3 separate regions of the Homo sapiens genome follow, and all the other regions are linked to region 1. Evidence: chromatin loops called from intact Hi-C (ENCODE). Cell type or tissue: endothelial cell of umbilical vein. All regions are shown on one strand.

What was found. Peaks named below come from ENCODE experiments on the same cell type or tissue, not always from the same donor. Only the 100,000 strongest peaks of a DNase experiment are listed, where the experiment ranks them.
Region 2: a loop joins it to region 1, with 12 times the contacts of the local background. A loop is called at or near these places in 28 of 110 quality-filtered maps.
Region 3: a loop joins it to region 1, with 5 times the contacts of the local background. A loop is called at or near these places in 14 of 110 quality-filtered maps.

The regions. Positions count from the first base shown.
Region 1 is chr7:22,079,103-22,087,102 of GRCh38, reverse strand. No RefSeq gene overlaps it. Among named protein-coding and RNA genes, the nearest start is that of CDCA7L, 140 kb to the right of the region's middle. RefSeq lists cis regulatory regions at 3,299, 5,300, 6,804, 7,965 and enhancers at 3,227-3,371, 5,228-5,372, 6,732-6,876, 7,893-8,000. In endothelial cell of umbilical vein, a CTCF peak has its summit at 4,039; a DNase peak (open chromatin) is centred at 4,002; H3K4me3 peaks cover 1,214 bases; H3K27ac peaks cover 404 bases; H3K27me3 peaks cover 713 bases.
Region 2 is chr7:21,252,158-21,260,157 of GRCh38, reverse strand. No RefSeq gene overlaps it. Among named protein-coding and RNA genes, the nearest start is that of SP4, 170 kb to the left of the region's middle. In endothelial cell of umbilical vein, CTCF peaks have their summits at 3,703 (motif pointing left) and 5,916 (motif pointing right); DNase peaks (open chromatin) are centred at 3,667 and 5,897; H3K27me3 peaks cover 2,156 bases.
Region 3 is chr7:21,769,477-21,777,476 of GRCh38, reverse strand. DNAH11 (dynein axonemal heavy chain 11) reads right to left here. Exons shown (of 82, transcript NM_001277115.2): 56 at 3,478-3,711. Among named protein-coding and RNA genes, the nearest start is that of CDCA7L, 170 kb to the left of the region's middle. RefSeq lists enhancers at 5,051-5,659, 5,093-5,725. In endothelial cell of umbilical vein, no CTCF peak of the experiment used is centred here; no DNase peak of the experiment used is centred here; H3K27me3 peaks cover 170 bases.

The DNA of each region.
Region 1 (8,000 bases):
AGGGGGCCTTTCCCTCCTTCACTCTGCATTTCTTCTTCCTGCTGCTAACTGAAGGATGCCTTTGCTTCCCCTTCCGTCATGATTGTAAGTTTCCTGAGGCCTCCCCAGCACTGCAGAACCATGAATCTATTAAACCTTTTTCCTTTATAAATTACACAGTCTTACGTATGTCCTTATAGCAGCATGACAGCAGACTAATACAGTAAATTGGTACCACAGAGAGTGGGGTGCTCCTATAAGGATACCCAAAAATGTGGAAGCAACTTTGGAACTAGGTAACAGGAAGAGGTTGAAACAGTTTGGAGGGATCAGAAGAAGACAGGAAAATGTGGGGAAATTTGGAACTTCCTAGAGACCTGTTGAATGACTTTGACCAAAATGCTGATAGTGATATAGACAATAAAGTCCAGGCTGAGGTGGTCTCAGATGAAAATGAGGAACTTGTTGGGAGCTGGAATAAGGGTGATTCTTGCTATGTTTTAGCAAAGTGACTGGCAGCATTTTGCTCCTGCCCTAGAGATCTGTGGAACTTCAAACTTGAGAGAGGTGATTTAGGGTATCTGGTGGAAGAAATTTCTAAGCAGCAAAGCATTCAAGAGGAAGCAGAGCATAGAAGTTTGGAAAGTTTGCAGCCTAAACATGGAATAGAAGAGAAAAACCCATTTTCTGGGGAGAAATTCAAGCCTGCTGCTGAAATTTGCATAAGTAATGAGGAGCCAAATTTTAATCTCCAAAACAATGGGGAAAGGTCTCCACGGTATGTCAAAAACCTTCATGGCAGTCCCTCCCATCACAGGTCCAGAGGCCTAGGAGGGAAAAATCATTTCCTGGGCTGGGTCCAGGGACCCCTGCTGTGTACAACCTAGGGACTTTGTGCCTTACATCCCAGCCGCTTCAGCTGTGGCTAAAAGGGGCCAGAGTACAGCTCAGGCTGTGGCTTCAGAGGGTGCAAGCCCCAAGCCTTGGCACCTTCCATGTGGTGTTGAGCCTGCAGGTACACAGACGTCAAGAATTGAGGTTTGGGAACCTCTGCCTAGATTTCAGAGGATGTATGGAAATGCCAGGATGTTCAGGCAGAAGTTTGCTGCAGTGGTGGAGCACTCATGGAGAACCTCTGCTAGGGCAGTGAGGAAGGGAAATGTGGGGTCAGAGCCTCCACACAGAGTCCTTACTAAGGCACTGTCTAGTGGAGCTGTGAGAAGACAGCCACCATCATCCAGACTCCAGAATGGTAGATCCACCAACAGCTTGCACCATGTACCTGGAAAAGCCACAGATACTCAGCACCAGTCTGTGAAAACAGCCAGGAAGAGGGGGCAATACCCTGCAAAACCACACAGGTGGAGCTGCCCAAGGCCGTGGGAACCCACCTCTTGCATCAGTGTGACCTGGATGTGAGACATGGAGTCAAAGGAGATCATTTTGGAACTTTAAGGTTTAATGACTGCCCTATTGGATTTCAGATTTGCATGGTGTCTCTGGCCCCTTTGTTTTGGCCAATTTCTCTCATTTGGAATGGGTATAATTACCCAGTGCCTGTACTCCCATTGTATCTAGGAAGTAACTAACTTGCTTTTGATTTTACAGGCTCATAGGAGGAAGAAACTTACCTTGTCTCAGATGAGACTTTGAACTTGGACTTTTGGATTAATTATGGAAAGAGCTAAGACTTTGGGGCACTGTTGGAAAGGCATGATTGTGTTTTAAAATGTGAGGACATGTGATTTGGGAGGGGCCAGGGGTGGAATGATATGGTTTGGCTTTGTCCCCACTCAAATCTCATCTTGAATTGTAGTTCCCGTAATCCCCATGTGTTGCAGGAGGGATGCAGAGAGAGGTAATCGAATCATCGGGGTGGTTTTTCCCATGCTGTTCTTGTGATAGTAAGTGAGTTCTCATGAGATCTGGTGGTTTTATGAGGACCATCGCTTATAAGGGTTTTCCCCCTTTGTTCAGCACTTCTCTTTCATGCCACATGTGAAGGATGTGTTTGCTTCCCCATCCACCTTGATTGTAAGCTTCATGAGGCCTCCCCAGCCCTGCAGAACCATGAGACAATTAAAACTCTTTCTTTTATAAATTAGTCAGTCTTGGGTATGTCCTTATAGCAGTGCAGGAACAGACTAATACAGCTAGTGAGTGACCAGGCTGGAATTTGAACCCAGGGCTGTATGATTCCAGAGGCCTGTTACTGGTTTTCAAATTTTGGCACCCAAGGTCACCTGCAGGGCTTATTAAACACAGATTGCTGTTAAAACGCAGATGCTGGGTGGGGCCAGAGCATCTGCCTTTCTAGCAAGTTCCAGGTCCTGCTGCTGGTACAACACCAGACTTTGAAAGCAGCTTTCCAAGCAGCTCTTGGACTTTCATGGCCATAAAAATCACCTGGGAAGTTTTGTTTGTTCATTTGAGCAGATCTTCTGGCCCATTCCAGAAGATTTGGATTTGGTAAATCCAAACAGGGCCCAGGAATCTGCATTGTAAACAAGCAAACCCAGTGATTCTCAGAGGATCAGTGGCCACCCTTTGAGAAAGAATGTATTTCCTGCTTCCCTGAAGACCGATGAGGTCCTCAGCTTTGATGGCACATTGGAACCACCCGGGAAAATTTCAGAAATTTGAAGCTGAACTGATGTCTGGGATTAACCCCGAAAGATTCTAATTTCAGGTAGTGTGGGGAGGGGGTGACCTGAGCCACTGGGTTTAAAGAAAATCTCATCAGGGTGACTCTAACATGTAGACAAATTTGAGAACCACCAGCACTGCTCAAAGTAATAAGCTACCAGAGGCTGGTGACCATATGCAAGATTCCGCAGCACTTAGGTAGCAGAGCCTGGGGGCCCCAGGAGTTCTAGTTCTTCCCCAGCACTCGATCAGAAAGGGTCCCCGTCATGACTAAGACCTTTTTCCAGCCCCAAAACCTGTACATTTTCCCAGACAACTCATCAAAATTAGCATACACTCATTCACTTATTCATTTATTCATGGACAAAATGGCCATGTGGAGGCCGGATGAACTGTGAGGGCACTGGGCCAGGTTGCCTGAATCTGACCCCAGCTTCGGCACTTGCTGGGAATGTGACACCGTGCACGTTCATTATGGGGTGCCTGGCTCTCCTTATTGGAAAACCTTACCTCCTAGGCTTCTTGTGAGGAATAAGTGAGTCACTGAAGATGGAGATCTTATAACATAGTAAGCTCTAAATTAGTGTGTTTTATAATCAATCATCGAAGAAATCTCTATCCAGCAGCTACCATGTGTCAGGCACGGGGTACAACGGAATAAAACACAAGGTCCCTTATCTAATTGAGCTGACAATCAGGAGAAGAAAGTGAAAATATATCATGTGAGGGTAATAAGTTACTGCGTTTCTCTCTCTGAACCCCTCAAATGCCCAGGGGCACGATAAGTGAGGGCAGCTGGACATCCTGTCCTGTGGGGTATCGCGGATGAGGGGTGTCGGTGAGGGAAGTGTGGCGGGTCAGGACGCCCGTTCACCAGTTCGCTGCTTTACTACCCGCCGCCTTCAAGCTGTCGGGTTAAACCTTTCCAAGAAGGCTCCCTTGAGCTCTCTCTCTCTCTTCCTCTTCCCCTTTGCTCCTTCCTTCTCTCCCTCCCGCAACTGCTCCCGGGGATATGTCCCACTGTCGCTAGTGTTTCAGTTTCTCCTGCAGGATTTCCGTATGGGGGTGGGGTGGGCTGGGCTGCAGCGGGGCGGGGCGTAGGAGCACACATCATGGGGCTGCAGCGGTGGCAGGAGCTCCGTCCGCAGGGCCTGTCTGACGGAGAATGGAGCGGATTGAAGGTCGCATCTTTTCTCTTCGAACTCTGAAGGCATCTCCCAGCCGGCACTGGGGGCGCTGGCCCCTTGATTTCCTAAAAGACAACCAGTCCCCCTGCGAGACCTCGCTGGCCATTCCCGCAGCCTCCCCTCTGGCAGCGCACGGTGGTCACGGGCGGGGGGTGGGGGCCGGAGAATGGCCCCAGGCCACTCCCCCCGCCGCGCTGGGTTGCTGTGCAGCGCGGTTCCGCGGGGCCTCGGCAGGTGTCGCTGTGGTCTGGGGAGTGAGCGTCTGCGAGTCCCCGGGAGGCTGGGCGCCGCCTGACGCGGTGTTGGGGGACCGGAGTGCTGAAGAGCAAACCGAGCCTTAGGCAACCGCAGTTCCCAGACAGAGACTGTTCCTGTTGCGGTGGAGGCAGGGGGCCTTTTGGTGAAGCAGGGAGAAACCTGGATTTGACTCTTCCCGGTCCGGTGGGATCCCAGGTGCCGCTGCTCCCTCGACCTACTTGGAGCTGGCAGGTGGATGGTTCTCGAAAGGCAGTGTGATCCCAGGGATGCAGATCCTGCGTCTCCACCCTGGAGTTTCTGATTAGGAACTAGTGGGTCGAGGCCCAGGAATTTGCAGCTTTAGCGCCTCTTCTGTCACAACGGGTGCAGTTCTTGCTTAGAAAAACACTAAATCAGAAAATCAATCAGATTAAGTCAATTTGCTGGAGGTTTTCCCAAACATCTGTGTTCTAGTTCAAAATATGTTTCATCGGGTAATTAGGAAATTACATTCGTAATTTTACCTCTGAGAAGGGCAGAAAGTGGCCATTCTCACTCCTGATCCTATAGCTCACTCCCCCTCATCTCAGCAGCGTCTGCTGTCCACTCATTCAGGCCTCCACTCAAATGTCATTTCCGGATAATCTTTTCTGATCACACTACCCAAGAAAAGCGCTCCCTCTCCACAATTCCCACCATCTTATATTATTGTTATGTATAACACTCATCAATATCTAAAAATGTTGTCACCCATTGTCCTTTTAAGTTCTTCCCTCTAATAAGGACTTTTTGGTCACATTTAGGTTTTCTAAAAAATGAAAATAATCACCTCTAATAACGAAACAATGACCGTGTTGCAATTGAAAGGCAAGTCCTATAGTCAAAATTTCAGTGTTGACTTTAAATTGAGGCACATCTTCCTCGCCTTGATCTTGAGTCTTGGGGGTGGGGTTTAGACAGGGAAGGGGTCCCGGTAGCTTCTCCTCTCCTTCTGTCCTTGGCCCTGTCCTCCTCCTTTCCCTTCTTGCTTTCCCAGGTTTCTGACTTTTCCAGAAGGCAGCCCAGGGTGGGAGCACTGGTGACAAAGCTGGAAAGTTCTGCCCTTCAGTGGTGACCCCACACTAGCACTTGCTGGTTGTGGTTACCTGCAAGAACTCCGATAACAAAAAAGTATTATGGTGCTGCAAAAGTAATTGCTGTTTTGGCCTTTAAAAGTAATGGGCAAATCGCAAATACTTTTGCATCAACGTAATACTAAAGATCTGCCACATGCAGCAAGTGCCAGTGTTGGGTCACGGGAGTACATACTCTTCCCTGTGTAGTCCTTTCACGGGGAGTGTGAACTCTCAGGGGGAAAGGCTTGGGGAACTGAGTCCTTCCTTACCTCCCTCAGCCCCTAGAAATGTAGTCATCCTCCAGCCAAGACCACTCCAGTTACTCCTGGCTATCTTCCCAGACAGGACCCAAGGTGACCCTACAAAAATTCTTCCTCTCCTGTGTTCCCTCCCCACTCTGGTTCACAGAAAATATTCATGCAATCTTGTCCAGGCTGGGTTTGCAGACCAGCCCCCGAGTCGCCCATCCCTTGGATTTATCACTGTGGGCCAGTGTGTTGTGTCCCCTAAGCACAGGACATCCAGAGTAAGCCCTTAGAGTAATCTTACTGAAGCTTCTTTAAGTGTCTGGGCTTTCCCTGGTGGGAGGTAGAGGAGGTAGGAGCCACAGCACAGTTGCAGCTTCTTCTGAAGAAATCTGCCTACTCTCAACCTCAGAACCATTTTATACTGTGGATACGTATATTAGGCAGTAATCAGGATAAATTATGTTTTAATATGTTGTTTTTTTAAAAAAAATCCATATTAATGCAAAAAAATTATAAGCAAAATATCAAAATTATAAATAAAGACAATATCAGTACTCCGGGTTTTAGAGGCACACAAGCAAGTGGGCTTTCTTTCCTCTCCTTTTTCCACGACTCCTTCCCACTTGGGATGTATTTTCTACTGTCTTGGAGCCTTTGCCAAAACTTCCATATAAAGACCATGAGGGCAGGGACTTTGCCGTGAAAATTGCTAAATCTTCAGTGTTGGCATTTGGCAAATATCTGGGAATGAATATATGAGTTATGGTTTCTGATTCTTGGATGTTCTTTTATTAGGGAATTTACAGTGGAAAATAGCTGTGGGAAAAAAAGCTTGGCAATGCTACATTTCACTTCTACATGTTGACTTTACCTCTATGACATAGCTTTATTTATTTTTTAACATTTATTTTAGGTCTGGGAGTAATGTGAAGGTTCGTTATATAGGTAAACTGCTGTCACGGGGGTTTGTTGTACAGGTTATCTCATCACCCTGGTATTAAGCCATAGTTATTAATAACTTAAGCCAACAGGTATTTTTTTCTGCTCCTTTTCCTCCTCCCACCCTCTTCCCTCAAGTAGACCCCAGTGTCTGTTATTGCCTTGAGTTCGTGAGTTCTCATCCTTCAGCTCCCGCTTATAAGTGAGAACATGTGGTATTTGGTTTTCTGTTCCTGCATTAGTTTGCTAAGGATGGTAGCCACCAACTCCATCCGTATTCCCGCAAAAGACATGATCTCATTCTTTTTTATGGCTGCATAGTATTCCATGGCATACATGTACCACATTTTCTTTATCCAGTCTGTCATTGTTGGGCGATTAGGTCGATTCCATGTGTTTGCTATTGTGAATGGTGCTGCAGTGAACACTGTGCATGTGTCTTTGTGGTAGGACGATTTATATTCCTCTGGGTATATACCCAGTAATGGGATTTCTGGGTCAAATGGTAGTTCTGCTTTTAGCTCTTCGAGGAATCACCATATTGCTTTCCACAATGGTTGAACTAATTTACACTCCCACCAACAGTGTATAAGTGTTCCCCTTTCTCTGGAACCTCACCAGCTTCTGTTTTTTATTTTTTTATTTTTAATCATAGCCATTCTGACTAGGGTGAGATGCTGTCTTATTGTGGTTTTGATTTGCATTTCTCTAATGCCCAGTAATATTGAGCTTTTCTCATATGCTTTTTGGCTGCGTGTGTGTCTTTTGAAAAGTGCCTGTTCATGTATGACATAGATTTAAAATATAGGTGTGGCTTGCACTTATAAACCCAGCTACTGCAGAGGCTGAGGCAGGAGAATAACTTGAGGCCAGACTTTTGAGACCAGCCTGGACAACATAGCAAGATGCTATCCTAAAAATAAAACAAATTAGCTGGGTGCAGTGGCATGCACCTGTAGTCCCAGCTACTTGGGAGGCTGAGGCAGGATGATGTTTTTTTCCAAATGTGTTTTTGTTGTAGGTAGCATTTGGTTTTCTTTTTCATTTTACAGAATTAAACAGAAGAGTCACAATCATATGCTAGACCACTGCCTATTTTAGGTTTTGTTCCTGGCTACTAATTTTACTTTTTATTATTTAAAATTCAACTTACAGTAGAATTAAAAATATTTGGCAACCAAATCTCTATTTCTGTGCATCAGTACAATAAGGTAAGTATAAAGTCACATAGTGCAATAAAATTTCTCCTCTTAAAAGGTGAAAACTTTCCTTTCTTGGTGTGTTTATTAATCTCTTATAATACAGTTGCATTATAAATCACTCCTTAAAATACTGATATCTTATACACCTTAGCTGTCCTATTACTGTAACTTATTTACATTGAGCTCCATTGCTTCCAGAGTTGGTTCCTTCCAGTGGGTTCTTGGTCTCGCTGACTTAAAAAATGAAGCTGCGGACCTTCGCAGTGAGTGTTACAGCTCTTAAAGCTGATGTGGACCCAAAGAGTGAGCAGCAGCAAGATTTATTGTGAAGAGCGAAAGAACAAAGCTTCCACAGCGTGGAAGGGGACCCCTGCTGGCTGGGGTGGCGAGCTTTTAGTCCCTTATTTGTCCCCGCCCACATCCTGCTTATTGGTCCATTTTTACAGA
Region 2 (8,000 bases), 830 kb after region 1:
CATCCACGCCTTTGGTCTTTGAGGGGGAATGGCTCACAGTCTTCCTGGTTTGGGAACCTGCAGATAATAAGGAGGCCTGCCCACCGCAGAAGCATTTGCACAGTGTGAATGCCTGGAAGCATGGTGCTAATGTTTTAGCCAATTCCTCTGGCTCTTCCTCACCATCCCATGCTTGGAGTCTCATCAGTCAGCTCTCATCTCAAATTCTGACATTCACTAAGTTGGGCCAACTAAGAGGGGTGCTTAAATTTGGAGCAGAAATCATTTTGAGGAATAAATTTGGAATTAGCATCTTGGTACTGGCTCCAATTAAACAGTCCCTGAGCACAAGTGATGGAGCATGAGTCCAGAGTATGTTTTTCAAATCTTCATAATTTAGTATTTATAGGTATTCCTAGACATTTTGTAGGAAAAAGAAGACTGACCAGCAAGGGATTATAGTTTGCTTTGCCCTCTGTTAGACTTCCTTCTCTCAGGGCTTTATTTTATTGGGTTGCAAAAAATCTGTCCCAATAAATATTTGTTTGATCTTTTAAATTTGCTTTCCAAAAATTTCCATTCAAATATAGCCAAGAAAAAGATTCATTTAGGGTTTTCTTCATATGTGTGTATCAAGATAAAGATAATATAACCTGGAATCCTCAAAGTTCTTAGACACAGAAGTCTAGCATTAAAATTTGAGTTTGTCTTTTTTTTTTTTTTTTTTTTTTTGAGACTGATTCTCGCTCTGTTGCCCAGGCTGGAGTGCAGTGGCACAATCTCAGCTCACTGCAGCCTCTGCTTCCCTGGTTCAAGCGATTCTTCTGCCTCAGCCTCCCAAGTAGCTAGGATTATAGGCCCCCACCACCACACCCAGCTAATTGTTGTATTTTTGGTAGAGACAGGGTTTCACCATGTTGGCTAGGCTGGTCTTAAACTCCTGACCTCAAGTGATCCACCCACCTTGGCCTCCCAAAGGAGTTTGTCTTTTATAGCAATGTAGGATCTGCTATTTTCTCTCCCTTTGACCTTGAGGTCCTCATTCAAGCAAGGGGGCATTTCTCTCTGACATTTATTAAGAATTTACTATTTGCCAGGTACATGCGTATCTATGCTATTTGAGACTACCAAATAGCTCTGTGAGGTAGATATTTTATCCTCATTTTACTGATAAGAAAAATGTGGCTTGGGTGGACTAAGTCATGCCTAAGGTCACTTGGTTGATACATAGCACAGTTTAGGTTTGGATTCTGGGCATGTCACTCCTGAGTTAGTTGCTGTGTCTCAGTGGCAGTGATAAGATAGGTTCAGGAGTCCTGAAAAGTGGATCTGGGTAAATTTTAGGAAAACATGGAGAGGGAGAAGGGAGTTCTAAAAAGATAATGGGATCAGCAAAGTTGAGATAGTTTGAGGTATATTTACATGTGAGAGGACACAAGCAACTAGTTTGGATACCGGAGTTGTTCTTTCTGGAAATTGCTCTTTCCAGAAACATGGAACTACGCACCAATGAAGAAGGTTGGTAAGTCCATACAGCAGAATCTAACATAGCCCTTAAAAAGCCAAGAGATTAACATGTGGGGTCTGTGTGTTGGCCACTAGTTAATCTCTTTTCTCTTCTAAAAAAATGGGGGAAATAATAGTACCTACTTCATAGGGATGTTGTGGAAATTAATGGAACAACTCATGCAAAATGCATAGAAAGGTGCCTAGCACATGGTAAGCACTCAGTAGATGTGAGCTGTTATTATCTACACATACTGACATGAAAAGATGTCCATGATATCTTTTATATCCATGTGAATAGAGGAGGCTGTGAAACAGCAGAAAGAGTGTGATTCCACTTTTGTAAGTATGTATATGTGTATAGGAAATATCTGGAAGCATACATATCTTAATGTTAGCAGTGTTAATCTCTGTGTTTATAAGATCATTCTTTTCTTTTTTAACTTTTATTTTAGGTTTGGGGGTACATGTGAAGGTTTTTTACATAGGTAAAGTCGTGTCATGGGGGTTTGCTATACAGGTTATTTCATCACTCAGGTATTAAGTGCAGTACCCAATAGTTATCTTTTCTGCTCCTCTCCTTCCTCCCCCTTTCCATTCTCAAGTAGACCCAACAACAGAGTCTTGAGTAGACTCAACAATAGTGTCTGTTGTTTCCTTCTTTGTGTTCATGAGTTCTCATCATTGAACTCCCACTTATATGTGAGAATATCTGGTATTTGATTTTCTGTTCCTGCACTAGTTTGCCAAGGATAATAGCCTCCAGCTCCATCCATGTTCCCACAAAAGACACGATCTTGTTCTTTTTTGTGGCTGCATAGTATTTCATGATGTATATGTACCACACTTTCTTTATCCAGTCTGTCCTTGGTGGGCATCTAGATTTATTCTATGTCTTTGCTAAGATCATTATTTTCTTATAAGCGTGAATAATTTTTATAATTAGGGAAACTTGGGTTCCAAAACCAATAAAACAAAAATAAATAAACAACACAAGGAAAAAAAATCTTTAGCTTCTTTGTTTCTTAATTCCAAGGCAAGTGAGAGAAGAGGAAAATGACAAGGTATAAGTCTCATTTCTGTTACCTTGACCAAGTTATTTAACATGGGTCTTATACCTCACAAGATTATTATAAGAAATCTAGCAAGTGAGTATCTGAAAGCACCTCAGCTCTCATAAATATTTCTGTTCACTCATGGCCTCTTTTGCAGACTTTAGGAGAAGGATTTTGTTTTCAGGGCTCAGAAATTTGACAACCAGAATTTTGCCAATAATAATAGTAATAACAACAATGACAAAACATTGTCCAAACCTCAATGACTCTTATTTATATTTATTTATTTATTTTTTAGATGGAGTCTTGCTCTGTCACCCAGGCAGGAGTGCAGTGGCATGATCTTGGCTCACTGCAAGCTCCACTTCCCGGGTTCATGCCATTTTCCTCCCTCAGCTTCCCGAGTAGCTGGGACTACAGGTGCCCGCCACCACGCCCGGCTATTTTTTTTTTTTTTTTTGTATCTTTAGTAGAGATGGACTCTTCTTTATTTTAAATAAAATAATACATGCAAGGATTTCAGTGTTCTTTTAATCCTCTTCTAAGTGGATGTTATTATCTCTGACTATTAAGGTGACTGGAGGCAACTTAGTGCCCAACACCCCTAGAGTTTACACAAGGAAACAAACCATGTATTCTCCAATCACCATTCATATGTTCCAGAATCTCTTCTGTGTCATTTGTATAATAATATTATTAAGCTCCATTAAAACCCACAGTAGACTCATTTTGGAATTAGTAGGAATATACAGACAGGTGAGCAAGAAAACAAAATCTCTCTTCTCTCTTTCTCTCTTAGCAGGAGCTTGTCCCAAAGTCTCCACTGATTAGAAAAAAAATTAATGCACCAAAACATCTCAAATCAAAATAAATCTTACTTTATAACCAAACATAAATATCACAATGAAAAGGTTGAGTGTGAGGGAGTACAGAAGGGCAATTGTTAGAATTGTTAGTCCTTTGGTGATTTTTTATCAAAATGGTTTGAAGCCTCAGGCTTCTCAATCTCAAGTCATAACTTCACTTTGTTCACCTCCTAGATGCAAGAAGTTATGTGATTTAAATAGATATTTTATTTAAAACTTAGCCATCATAATAAATTTATCTATTTCCAACACGTTAGACTAAAAGCTGACTGCCCTCTGGTGGGCTGTTTCTAAAATATTTAGCACCTCTTTAACTGGATTGTATCGTAAAATATTACACAGTGCCATGAGATTATTTTATAATTCAATTCATTTAAATAACAAAATTATCTAGGGAAGGGGAAAACTTTAAAAGGTTAAATATACTTTACGTTATATATACTTTATTAATGTATAAGCAAATTATACTTTGAGTTTAATTTCTAACTAAAAATTAGTTTTCCCTTTAAACAGAATTTATTTTAATTTCCAATTTCAATTAAAATGGTGGAAAAGAAAATGTTTGAGACTTCATTGCATTTTTGAAATAAAACAAAATGAAAAATTTTGAAATGAGAATATTTTGATAATTTTGTTATTTTTCAGTTGTTTATAGCAATGGGAAAAGTGTTTATCATACTTAAGTTTTGTTCCCTGTCATTGTTTAAATGTAATCTTACTGTTTGAAAAAAGCAATAGAAGTGAGATCATTATATTCCTGATCAGAAAGAAAAACAAAATGATTATACTGTTTAAGGAAAGAAAAAGCTTGAAAAATATCAGATCAAAGTGTAAGGGCTAAGCCGAGAATAAGTAGGAAAGCATATTTAGGGAGTATTGGTAAAATACTTCGGAATCCTAAAAATCCCCAGTGCAGTATCATTCCTGTCATACAACAGGATCTCATTCTCTTCTGTTTGCAATTCCTCTCTAACGCAGAGGTTTCAGTGAGCTGAAATCTCAAGCACACCAACGAACTGAAGTTCTTAGTTTTCATGTTGCTATTTGGACTGTGTATATTAACAAACTCGAGCCATCACTGGCTCCATTTTGTCAGACTGTTACCACTAATCGAGAATTCCAGCTCACATTTTAAATGATTTCCTTAGCACATATCTCATTCTTATGCCAACAAACCTTGTGAATAGTATGTGAATTCACACTTAAAAAAGTGATTTCATATAAATAAAGATTGGGTATGAAGAAGTCAAGAATTGGCAAACTACTTAAAAAAAAATCTCAGAGCCTCTGTAAGGAAAATGAAAATGAGTACCAAACAATTTATCTGGTTAATTTCATCAGTACCAGCAACAAATCTGAAAACTCCATTTAACATCCTCTTTCCTTTTCTTCTAGGTAACAGTTTCTTGGAAATGGCATAAAGATTTTTTTTGTCTTAATTCCATTTAACACTTGCAAATAAACCTTGAAAGAAAACTCTTCCTTCATAACAATAAAATTGAAGATTGCAATCAAGTCATTACAATAGGTTAATTCTGTGGCTGCAAATACTCAAATTTAAGTGAAGAAGCAGGTAGAGGAGTATTTAAATCCGTGCAGATCCCAAAATGCAACCTCTCAGGCAGAAACATTTTCAACTTGCAACAGCAACCAGAGTTTATTTCTCCAAAATAGTCAAGAAAGTCACACTTTAAAAAATGTTAACTGCAAGTATTTGTGCAAGCTAACATTTTTTCATGTTGCTTTTAAACTAATTAACATATGAAATGGCCTTAAAATGTAAAGATATCACTTCTGTGAGATTTGATTTTTTCCATTTCAAAAGAAAGCAAATAGAAACATGGAAGTGAAGAAGTGAGTGCTTAGTGAATTACTGCTTTAAAATTGTGATACAATTTACTGTTTTATGAAGGCTCACTGGAACTTAGTTTGAAAGCAGTAACAGCAAACCAGGCTATCAATTTTTCCTCACCCTGCAGAGACAACGCTGAAGCTAAAGGCTTTTCTCAGCGGTTTTGCTTTCTGTTGATTTCCCTCCTTAAACCTGAAGGAATTAGAAATCTCTGTTCAGCGGAATTCTTACAGTTTTTCATTTTTAACATTAGTTAAGTGTATAGAGCCTGAGCATGTAGCATCATTGTTCATGCTAAATGTTCTATTCGGTTGCAGAAAAATTTGAAACGAAATATTTGCTTGTGTAGGTTGAATCTATACTGCACAGAGTAAAAAAGGAGTCGTCTTACGTAGCATTTCCAGGTATGTAGAAACTGAATAACTAGCGTGTTTATGTGTGTATCTATCTAAATACATAATTCCAACAATTGTGTCTGAATTTGCAATCATCTGTACTCTCTCAATATTCATTAAATCAATATTTTTATAATTTAAAATGTGATTTTTACATCACAAATGTGTATCGGCTAACGGGCAGCTCTGCGACTTCTAGTAGGAAAGCTTCTCTCTGTATCCTCCGCTGCGCATTACTTTTTCCATCAACAGAGGGCACTCTGTCGTTTGCCAAGGAACTCTGCTACGTTAGGGGGCTGAGGGCTGGGAATGCAGCATCTGACAGAGGAGGTTTGCAGGCTTTGCTCCAATAACGGGCAGAAGCTCTGCCAACTGGTCAGTGTATAATTTATTGGAAATGCTACTGATCACTGAGACAACATACCTGAATGAAAGAGAACCCCATGATTTACAAAAGTCGGATGCAAGTGACTTTTAAGTCAGTGGTGTGTTATAATTTGAGTATCACCCAAACGGTTAGTGTTGGAAATCACCATATGCATACAATCCGAATGCATGCTCAAATACAAGCTCACCTTGTAGAGAGAGTGACAGCTTTGTTTATGTTGCCTGCCCTAGCCCTGAGTGCAGGAGTGTCTTTACCATGCTTCCTTCAGTACAACTTAAAAATATTATAGCTGTTTTATATTTGATCCAAGAAAAATGAAATAATTCCTCATATAGTAATCTATCTGGGTTGTAATTGACACGTTAGAAAGGTTCTAGGAAGCTTTTCCTCCACCACAGGTTATAGAGAAGATTTCAGGTACCAGTGCTATTAATTTTTCACCAGTCAAAGGCACTAAATTTAAACTGAAAACTTGAAAGAATGAAAAAAGATGCACTTCAAGAGAATTAGATTTTCTTGGGGTATTTGTCCAAGATCTACATTTACCGATATGTAATTTATTAGATGCTTCAACACAACGAAGTAATCATAACCAGGTAGTACGAGGACTGCATTTACGCTCTGTGGAAGGAAAGTTTTCCGAATGTCTTAAAGCCGTTGTAAAAGCAACAGTGAGAAATCCTAATAGACACCAGAATCAACATATTTGACAGAAGTGTGTGCATTATCATGGCCCATTATTTTAAATGAGAGTGTTCTATCTCAAGAACTGGAATGATACCACAAATAATAGAATAAATGGGAATGTACAAGTGAAACAGCATGACAGCAACTGCTCAGACTCAGAAGAAAAGAGCATTCTCAGACACAGAGGTGTTCTAAAAATCCTCTTATGAGAAAATGTGCTCCATTATCACAGAAGGAAAGAACTGCAAGTTTTTCTTATGTTGAATGTATGTTTGTGTAATGTTAAGGATGACGAAGCAAATATTTAACAGCTAGGATACTGCATTACGGCTAACAGTCATTCCTTTATCATTTACCCGACTAGAAGATAAGTGCCGTTTTCCTTCTTTTGCAAATATATTTGCCAGCAGCTGTTTCAACATTTATAAAGACCATTTCCACTGATTGCCAAATAACCATAAATTCATTTACGCATATTTTTGAGTTGAAGGCATAAAAATAATTACATGTCTGATTAAATCCACTTCTGCCTTCATGTCTTACTAAATCTACAATAGATATGAATTGTTACACCGTATTACATCTAAGTGCATAAATAATACAATGCAGATGTAGAGTCCAGCTTTCCTACAGCAGAATGTGCAGCAATAATTTACACAAATACAGTTGGGATGTATTATTTAAAATAATTGATTTTAGAAATTGTTATGGAATCTCCGACACATAAAAGTAGGACTTCAACTTGAAAGCTGAAGAAAATGTTCTTGTTCATTATGGCTTCACTGTCCTGAAATACATACTAAATAATTATTTTAATAAGCTTGTCAGTAGACAAGAATAACTGAACTGAAAATTCCATGTCTTAAAACGCAAACTATGGAAAAATCATATATATACTTCCAAGTTGGGTGAATTCCTGAGGTATATTAGTTGCTCCTTCCACAACTTCTCTGCCTGCCAACCTCCCTTCATCACTCCATCCACCCCCACCCACCTCCTCTGCCACTTCTAACCAAGGTAATTTAAATGATTATAGTATTTGGAGAAAGGCTTTAAGGGACTGTTGAAAGTTAAGAATCACAACGTGTAGAAACAACAGTTTGATTCCACTCTTAACTCCCTGAAATAGAGATGGAATTTTGCTTTCTTTTGATCGAAACTCAGCTTATAATAACTTTAATCACATAATATTTAACCATATTTGTTATACCACAACACTTGGTAACACTTCATTTTGAGTGTTCCAGCATTATTAATTCATGTGGTATTCAT
Region 3 (8,000 bases), 310 kb after region 1:
ATGTAAACATCCAAGTACCACACAATTCAGTAATTTCATTTTTGGTTGTTTGTGGATTTATGCCTACAAAAAAAAAAACCTGTACACGGGTATTCATAACAGCTTTATTTATAATTGCCAAAACCCAGAAATAACCCAGATGCCCTTCAGTGGTTGAATGGTTAAATTGTGCTACCTTCATTCTGTGGAATACTGCTCAACAATAAAAAAGGACAAATTATGGATACACCCAATACCTCGGTTGGATCTCAGGGGAATTATGCTGAATGAAGAAAACCAATACCCAATGGTTACATATTTGTATAGCATTTTTGAAATGACAAAACTATAGAAATGGAGAATAGATTAGTGATGGCCAGGAACTAGGATTCAGGAGGTGGGGAAGAAGTGGGGGGTAACGTAGGTGTGGTTATAAAATGGCAACATGGGATCTTTCTGTAGATGGAAGTTTTCTGTGTCTTGACTGTGTTAGTGAGTACCCAGACCTACATGTGATAAAACTGCATAAAACATACACACACACACACACACACACACACACGTACAAATAAAACTGGAAATCTGAATAAGGTCTGTGGATTGTACCAATGCCACTTTCCTGGTTTTGGCATTGTACTAGTTATGCAGGATGCTACCATTGAACCTATAAGATGTGACAGGGACCTGTCTGTACTATGCTTTGTAATTTCTTCTGAATCTATTATCATCTCAAAATAGAAATAAAGCAAAAAGAATCACCCAAGAGACTAGGACAAAATTATGTTATTTCAAGCCCTAATTTCAGTTTCTAAGGAAGCTGTTAGCTCTGAAATATTCAAAGTGACTGAAGCCGTGGAAGCAAGGCTTTCTCTATGAAGAAAGGTCACTAGGACTATCTGTGATGACCTAAGCTGACATCTAGAGAGAGGTTATTTGGCTATAAAAGGTGCTTACAGCTTTACTGTAAAGAAGGAACATTGCTAATGTTTTCAAATGATGTGGCATTCCTTAAGGCAGACCCTTAGAGGATACATGCCCCAATATACAGGCATTACGCTCTCCATACAACCTGATCTTCTGCAATATGGTTCTCCAATTCTCCACATAGGAAACCATCCCCTTTTTATAACCCACTTATTTCTAAAACTGCCATGTAGCTATTGAATATTCCAACCACTTTTTTGATAGTAAGAGCATTCCATGCACAAATACCTAATGAAAAGAAATCACCGTCAGTCTTTCCATCAGACTTCATGGTCAATCAAGATGTCTTGTGTCTTTACAGACTTTCTGCCTGTGGTTCTTAGCTAAGGGGAAGTAAAGAGACCCAAGCAGCCCTGGACTTGGCAGACATAGTGAATCGGCCCTCCCGTCTCTCTCCTTGCCCATCCCCCTGACTCATCAATGTGTAACTGAGGTGACTATTAAGAAATCACAGTCTCTCTCCTCTTCTTTTTTCCTGTGGCTGAGATGCTGCCACCACTGGAATGGTCCAGGATGGTACCCCACTTGCTTTTAGCTCACAACCTTTAAGTATGGCAGAAGCACTTATCTCTTTGCTAAGGATGCCCCCACAGTATTGAAAGCTCAGTTTGGGTGACAATACTATCATTTCCTGATAGTGGGCAAAGTCAACAGGTTCAGTTTAGGACGGCATTCAAAGGGATATAAATGCTTTGTGAAACAGAGCTCCTTCCTCGTCTTATCTAGCCCAACAGGACTCCAGGGAAAATCTTTCTTATGGAAAGGGGTCTTGATTTAAATGAGACAGAAGAGGATAGACAGATAGAAGAAAACTGACATGGAGAGGGGCAAAAGTTAAGAAAGTAAAATAAGCTGTGAATAAAAAGAGACAGGAAAGACAGACTTGTTTTTTTTTTTTGAGACAGGGTCTCACTCTGTTGCTCAGGTTGGAGTTCAGTGACCCACTCAACACACTGTAACCTCAAACTCTTGGGCTCAAGGGATCCTCCTGCCTCAGCCTTTCAAGTGGCTGGGTCTACAGGTGTGCGCCACCATGCTCGGCTCATTAAAAAATTCTTTTGTAGAGATTGGGTCTCATTTTGTTGTCCAGGCTGGTCTCAAACTCCTGGACTCAAGCAATCCTCCCCCTTCAGCCTCCCAAAGTGCTGGGATTAAAGGTGTGAGCCACTGTGCCTGGCCTAGACAGACGTTCTTTGAGAGGAAAGGAGAAGGTGCACAAATATGGATATGCTATTTGTGGGTTTCCTAGAAACTATTCTTAATATCACTTGATCCCAACCGTCCTGGAAACCTACTCACCCTGGTTTCTCTTTCCTAATTGTGGTCCATCTACTCACTATTAGTACAGATCACAGTGTTTTGTCACAGAGTCATTCTTGGTATAGAAAACTAAGAGAAAAAGAGGCAAGTGGTGCTTTGGCCCAGAGTGACTGAAGGACATGGCCAGAGAGCCCTTCAGAGTGAAAAGGTGCCCATTTGAAAAGGTGCTCCCTCCTTCGGGTCTCAGTTCATTTCTAGCCTAGCCACAGGTGGGTTACCCAGGCCACTCGGGGAAACCACTGCCCCAATCCTTGTAAAGCATATGAGAGTCTGACCTGATGACATGACTCTGAGAAGGCCACCAGTATTTCTAGTCTTGAGGTGATCACTAGTGAGGATTCTTCTCACTCCAGCTCTAAGTCCTGACTGGCTCAGAATAAGGCTGGGCTACTCTTCAAAGTCTTCAGAGTCTCTCATTCCAATCTCTTCTTTCCAGCCACAGAGAGGCAGCACAGTGCCATGGACAACTCATGGGCATCAGAGCAACACAGACCTGGGTCTAAAACCCAACCTCACTGGCTCTCTGGCCTTAAACTCTTTACGCCTCATATATAAAACTATAGTAGTAACAACTACTTCATGAAATCCTTTTTTAACAACGAAATAATGATAATATGTGTACAGACCCACACATGATTAACATCCTGTGATGATTCTCTCCTGATTTACTCCTGCAAGTTAGAGGCATCGCCCTTCGAGGGAGCAGGGGCCTCAGGACTGAGGACACAGATGTGTAAGAGGAGCAGACAAGTCACTAAGGGAGGAACAGCTCTACCTTGGGATCTCGCCACAGTCATTAGCCAGAAAATGATGCCCTCACTGGAGGTTGAGAATCTGAGACCAAAAAAGATACTGGTCCATCCTAGGATGATAAGAACCTTGACGACAAGTACCGTGCACTGAAGAAGTCAGAGACAAGAGAGGCAATCCGCTGTGTCTGCTCCCTTCAATATCCCACACTACCTTACACTGAGTCAGGCCAGGAAGAGAACGTTTCACCCTAATCCAGCTGTGAGTCGGCCAATCCCATTGTAGGCTTTTGAAAGCAGTAGCAGTGTATTCTTGGTGTCATGAAACTGTAAATTTCACCAGCTGGCATCTTATAGAAATGGATTTAGTAGTGCTTCAAAAGGAAATATATTTTTCTGTTAAACAGCATAAATATTACTCAGTAATAACACATCCTGGTCATACCTGAGAGGCTGTGGTTTTTAGCTTTTGGATGCCGTTCACCAGGCGTTCTTTTTTCTCGGATACCTCATTTTGCTTCTTCTTCAACAGGTTCTTAAACAGTGATATTTGTTCTAGAAAACTCTTTGGGGTGGTATAGTTGTGTCTTCTCTCATTCTGGTAATATCTGGTACTCATTTCATTTACAGTGGTGTGAACATGTGCCATGAAAAGGCTAATAGAGTCTTTGTGCACTGGCTGAAAACACAAACATTACAGTTCATGTGAAATCCTCTCAAATTAAAAATACAACTTAAAAAAAATCAAGTAAATGATCATTTTTTTTCTAAAAGTCAGAAAAAAAAATGATAGTATAACCTACGAAAACTTATTTAATCTTTAAGCGCTATCCACAGGATTTGGGAGATTACAATAAAGCATTCAGCTTGAGTAACCTTCTTCTTGCCAAGTAGGACAAAGGGTTTTTATGTGCTCCACATACCAAATACAAAAGCCAGCATATACAGATCTTCACAACTTGATTTTTATCTACCGAGTGTGTGAAAGAGAAGGTGGAGAAACAGACACAATATCCTGAGAAATATTTCTGCCATTGCTTTCAAACTAAGCTTTAGACAAAGAGAAGCAATAACCCTGCAAAGTCACTGAAAAAAAAAAAAAAGCCAAAACTTAGAAACTCACAGTTTTATGAGAACTCATGTAAAAACAAACTGGATAGTAGGGTATAAATGTCACTGCTTCTGGGAGAAAAATATCATGATCATTTCTATTCATATTTGGGAAAGAAAACCCACAAAAAGAGCAACTCTCCTTCAATGAGTTACTGGAAGACCCCCCACTATACATTCTTTCCATTTTGTCCTCTATGACTTCTGAAGTAGTTAACTTTTTAATTTGCAGAGTCACATCTCCCTCATTTTAATGATTATTTATTGCATTCTGTACAAGATGAACCAGGTTCAGTTAATCAAGGGAAGCCTACAAATCAATTAATATGAATTAAATGAGCTACACCAACTCTTAGGAAAGTCACACATAATTTACCAAAGTGTTGTCAATAATGCTCAGACGTCTTTGGGAAAATTGCACACACGTGGCTGGTGATGCAGTCAAACATTTCAAACCTGCACCATTAATATTACAAGCAGAGGTGTGAAGAGAGACCAGCCAATTCTTGGTGAAAAACAACTGCTCCTGAACAATGTCTTTAAACAATCAACTTTCCAACATCACGACAAATTCCCGAGTGGGTTTGGAATACCCACATATTGCATTGTGCTGCGTATTAAAAATCCATCTCACTAGTAACTGAAATAATGTATTACTAAAACAAAAGTTAAAAATAACGTGATATAAATTCCAAATATTCTTGGTTTCTAGTGGACCCCAGATACAAATATATTTCCAAACAGTGAACTCAGAAAAATAAAATTTATGAAGAAGTTTATATAAACTTCATATAAATCATAATCCTTTGGAGACTTTATTTTTACAAGAGCTTGACTTCAATACAGACATGTGCAGGAATTTACTCCTGTCCTGTCTTGTTTTAATGGGAACTAAAGGTACACACATACCTTTCTACAATATAGATAAATAATTCCTCAGCCAAGTGTAACCTCCTTACAGGAAGGGAAAAAAAAAAAGAAAGAAAGAAGAAAAAAAAAAAACACTCTGGCCTCTGCCCAACCATGATCCTTATGAGGAGGCTCCTTGGAGGCGCTGAAAGCTCTCTTTAACAACAGTTTCATTTGTAAATCGGGGATGGAAGAAGTGGTTTCCGGTAGAGCTGAAAGTGGCCTGAGACAACTTGTCTCAATGGGGCAAAATAACTATTGTTATCAGGCTTAACAAAATGGCACAGCATGGGAGACTCGCTGAGCCAGGGAGCAGCTGGTTGTAATTCACACTGTTTTTCAGAAAACTCTAATCGTTCCAGAACAGACCTCTTTGATGACTGGTCTTCCCTGCATTCTCAATTTGTCACTTTCTCTTATGATAAGGTCAGTAGTGACAGCACTTCCTGACATTAACAGCTGTGGCTTTTAAAAGGGTCATTGTAGAACTACTAATTGCAGTAATTTCATTAGCATAAATTATTTATTCTGCCATTCATTTATCTCCAGTTATTTTATTTTATTATTTTTTTTTGTGGGGGGCGTTGGGGGAGAATTGAGAGGAGTTGCTGCTGGTGCTGCCGCAGCGAGGGCTACGCAATGCTGTATTTTTCACTTTGAGAGACGTGAGGGGAGAATATCATTCCTGCTAGATTTGGCCTCTTAATAAAAACCAGTTGATAACCACTTATAGTCATTTAGCAGCTAATCATGATGATGGCAAAAATAAAAATAAGCAGAGTGCCAGTATCGAATGGTTATAAACTCAAGGTTTCCCCACTAAGATGCTCTGGAAAACGATGCTGTCTCCAACGCATAATCAAATGCAAAGATGAAACTGCTTTCCCTCACATTAAGAAAACGTGTTTAATTTCTACTCTCTCAGTTGGCTCACTGTCAACACAAAAACATAAACAGATCTCTGCTATTTGGTGTGACAGTTCTCGGGCAGGAGTAGTCTCTGCCACACCAAGTACTCCAGCCACCTGGCACTTCAAGCAAGTGCCCAGTATATTCCTCTTGAAAATGACAAACAGCAGAGTTGAATATAAACCAATACCCAGAGGTCAGCACTAAATCAGTTTAGGATTTTATACCTTCCCAAGACCAGCAAAGATGACTACATTGGTCTGTAATACTAAATTTGGGCTTTCAAGAGCACTGTATTCAAGGGAGGGAGGGAGGAAGGGCAAAAGAGAAAGGGGCAGGTGAAAGAATCTATTTTCTCTCTTTTTGAAGTGTAACTTGGGACAATTTTGTCACATTAAATGCCATATACCTACAGTAAGTCTTGAACATTTTTCTCAGAAATTATTTCTGTGTTAAATTTTAAATATGTCAAACTGATGTGCTACACAATCTATTTGATCTTTTTGCTCCTTTTAGGGCTGGTAGAAGAATATATTAATAAGATATTTGTGGTTGCATGGTGGCTTATTAAAGAAAGAAAACTTACAATGCATAAAATGGGCAGTGTTGCATTTTAACACTTGTCCTAAGCTCTTCATAGTGCTGTTTTGCTCTGAGAAGAAGATTCCGGAGGGAGCCAGGGACAAAGGGTTTGAATCCTAGGACCTGGGCTAGATTTCCAGTTCTGAAAAATCTGGTAAGATACTGCATACCCTCCTGTACTTCTTCCTGCCCACAAAATTGCTCCTTTAAAAATTCTGTTTCCTTTCTTCTTTTACTGCTTTCCCAATAGTCAAACATTCATGCAATAGTCAAAAGAAGGATTTAAGACTATGGGCTCTGGTGTCAAACTGCAGATGTACCCCTTACCAGCGGCATTATTTACTCTTGGGCCTCCATCCCAGGGGAAACTACTGGTCCCTCCTCATGAGGCTGGTGATGAGAGGTGGTAAGCAGTGCAAATTCACAGCAGGAACTGGTTGAGCATCCCTAATCTGAAAATTGAAAATCTGAAATGCTCCAAAAGCCAAAACTTTCTGAGTGTGAATTTAACACCACAGGTGGAAAATTCCACATATGACCTCATGTAATGGGTCACAGTCAAAACTTTGTTTCACGCACAAAATTCTTCAAAATCTTATATAAAATTACCTTTGCACTATGTGCATAAGGAGTATATAAAACAAAAATGAATTTTGTGTTTAGATTTGGGTCCCATCCCCATGATATCTCATTATGTAAATGCAAATATTCCAAAATCAAAAAAAAATCTGAAACCCAAAATATTTCTGGTACCAAGTATTTTGGGTAAGGGATACTGAACCTCTATCAGTTCTGCTACTGTGGTAGCAGTAGCACCAACAGCAGTTGCAGTAAGATTACTGCCATTACACAGGGCAGCAACAAGTGTTAAATGTAGCACCAAGCACAGTTTTCTAAATTGTATGCTGTTTTTTTGTTTTGAGTTGTCTGGTGAGTGCATTATTTTGTTATTTGCTTATGCTTTTTGTATCTTGCCTTTAATTCTGGAGCTCAACTACTGGTCAGAGGCAAGACAAAGTCCAGCAGAAGCCAACAATTTCCTAGATGAGCTTGCAGTCATTGAAAAAGGTACCTTCAATGGTTCTCTGCCAGAAAGTTGAAACAAAGAAGCAACTGAAGACTCAGGAGGAGTGGAGGAAAAATGAAATCCAGGCCGGATGCAGTGGCTCATGCCTGTAATCCAGCACTTTGGGAGGCAGAGGCAGGCAGATAACCCGAGGTCAAGAGTTTGAGACCAGCCTGGGCAACATGGTGAAACCCTGTCTCTACTAAAAGTACAAAAATTAGCAGGGCGTGGTGGTGTGCACCTGTGGTCCCAGCTACTCAGGAGGCTGAGGCAGGAGAATCACTTGAACCCGAGAGGCGGAAGTTGCAGTGAGCCGAGATCATGCCACTGCACTCCAGCCTGGGTGACAGAGTGAGACTCCCTCTCAAAAAAAGAAAAAAAAAACCAAAGAA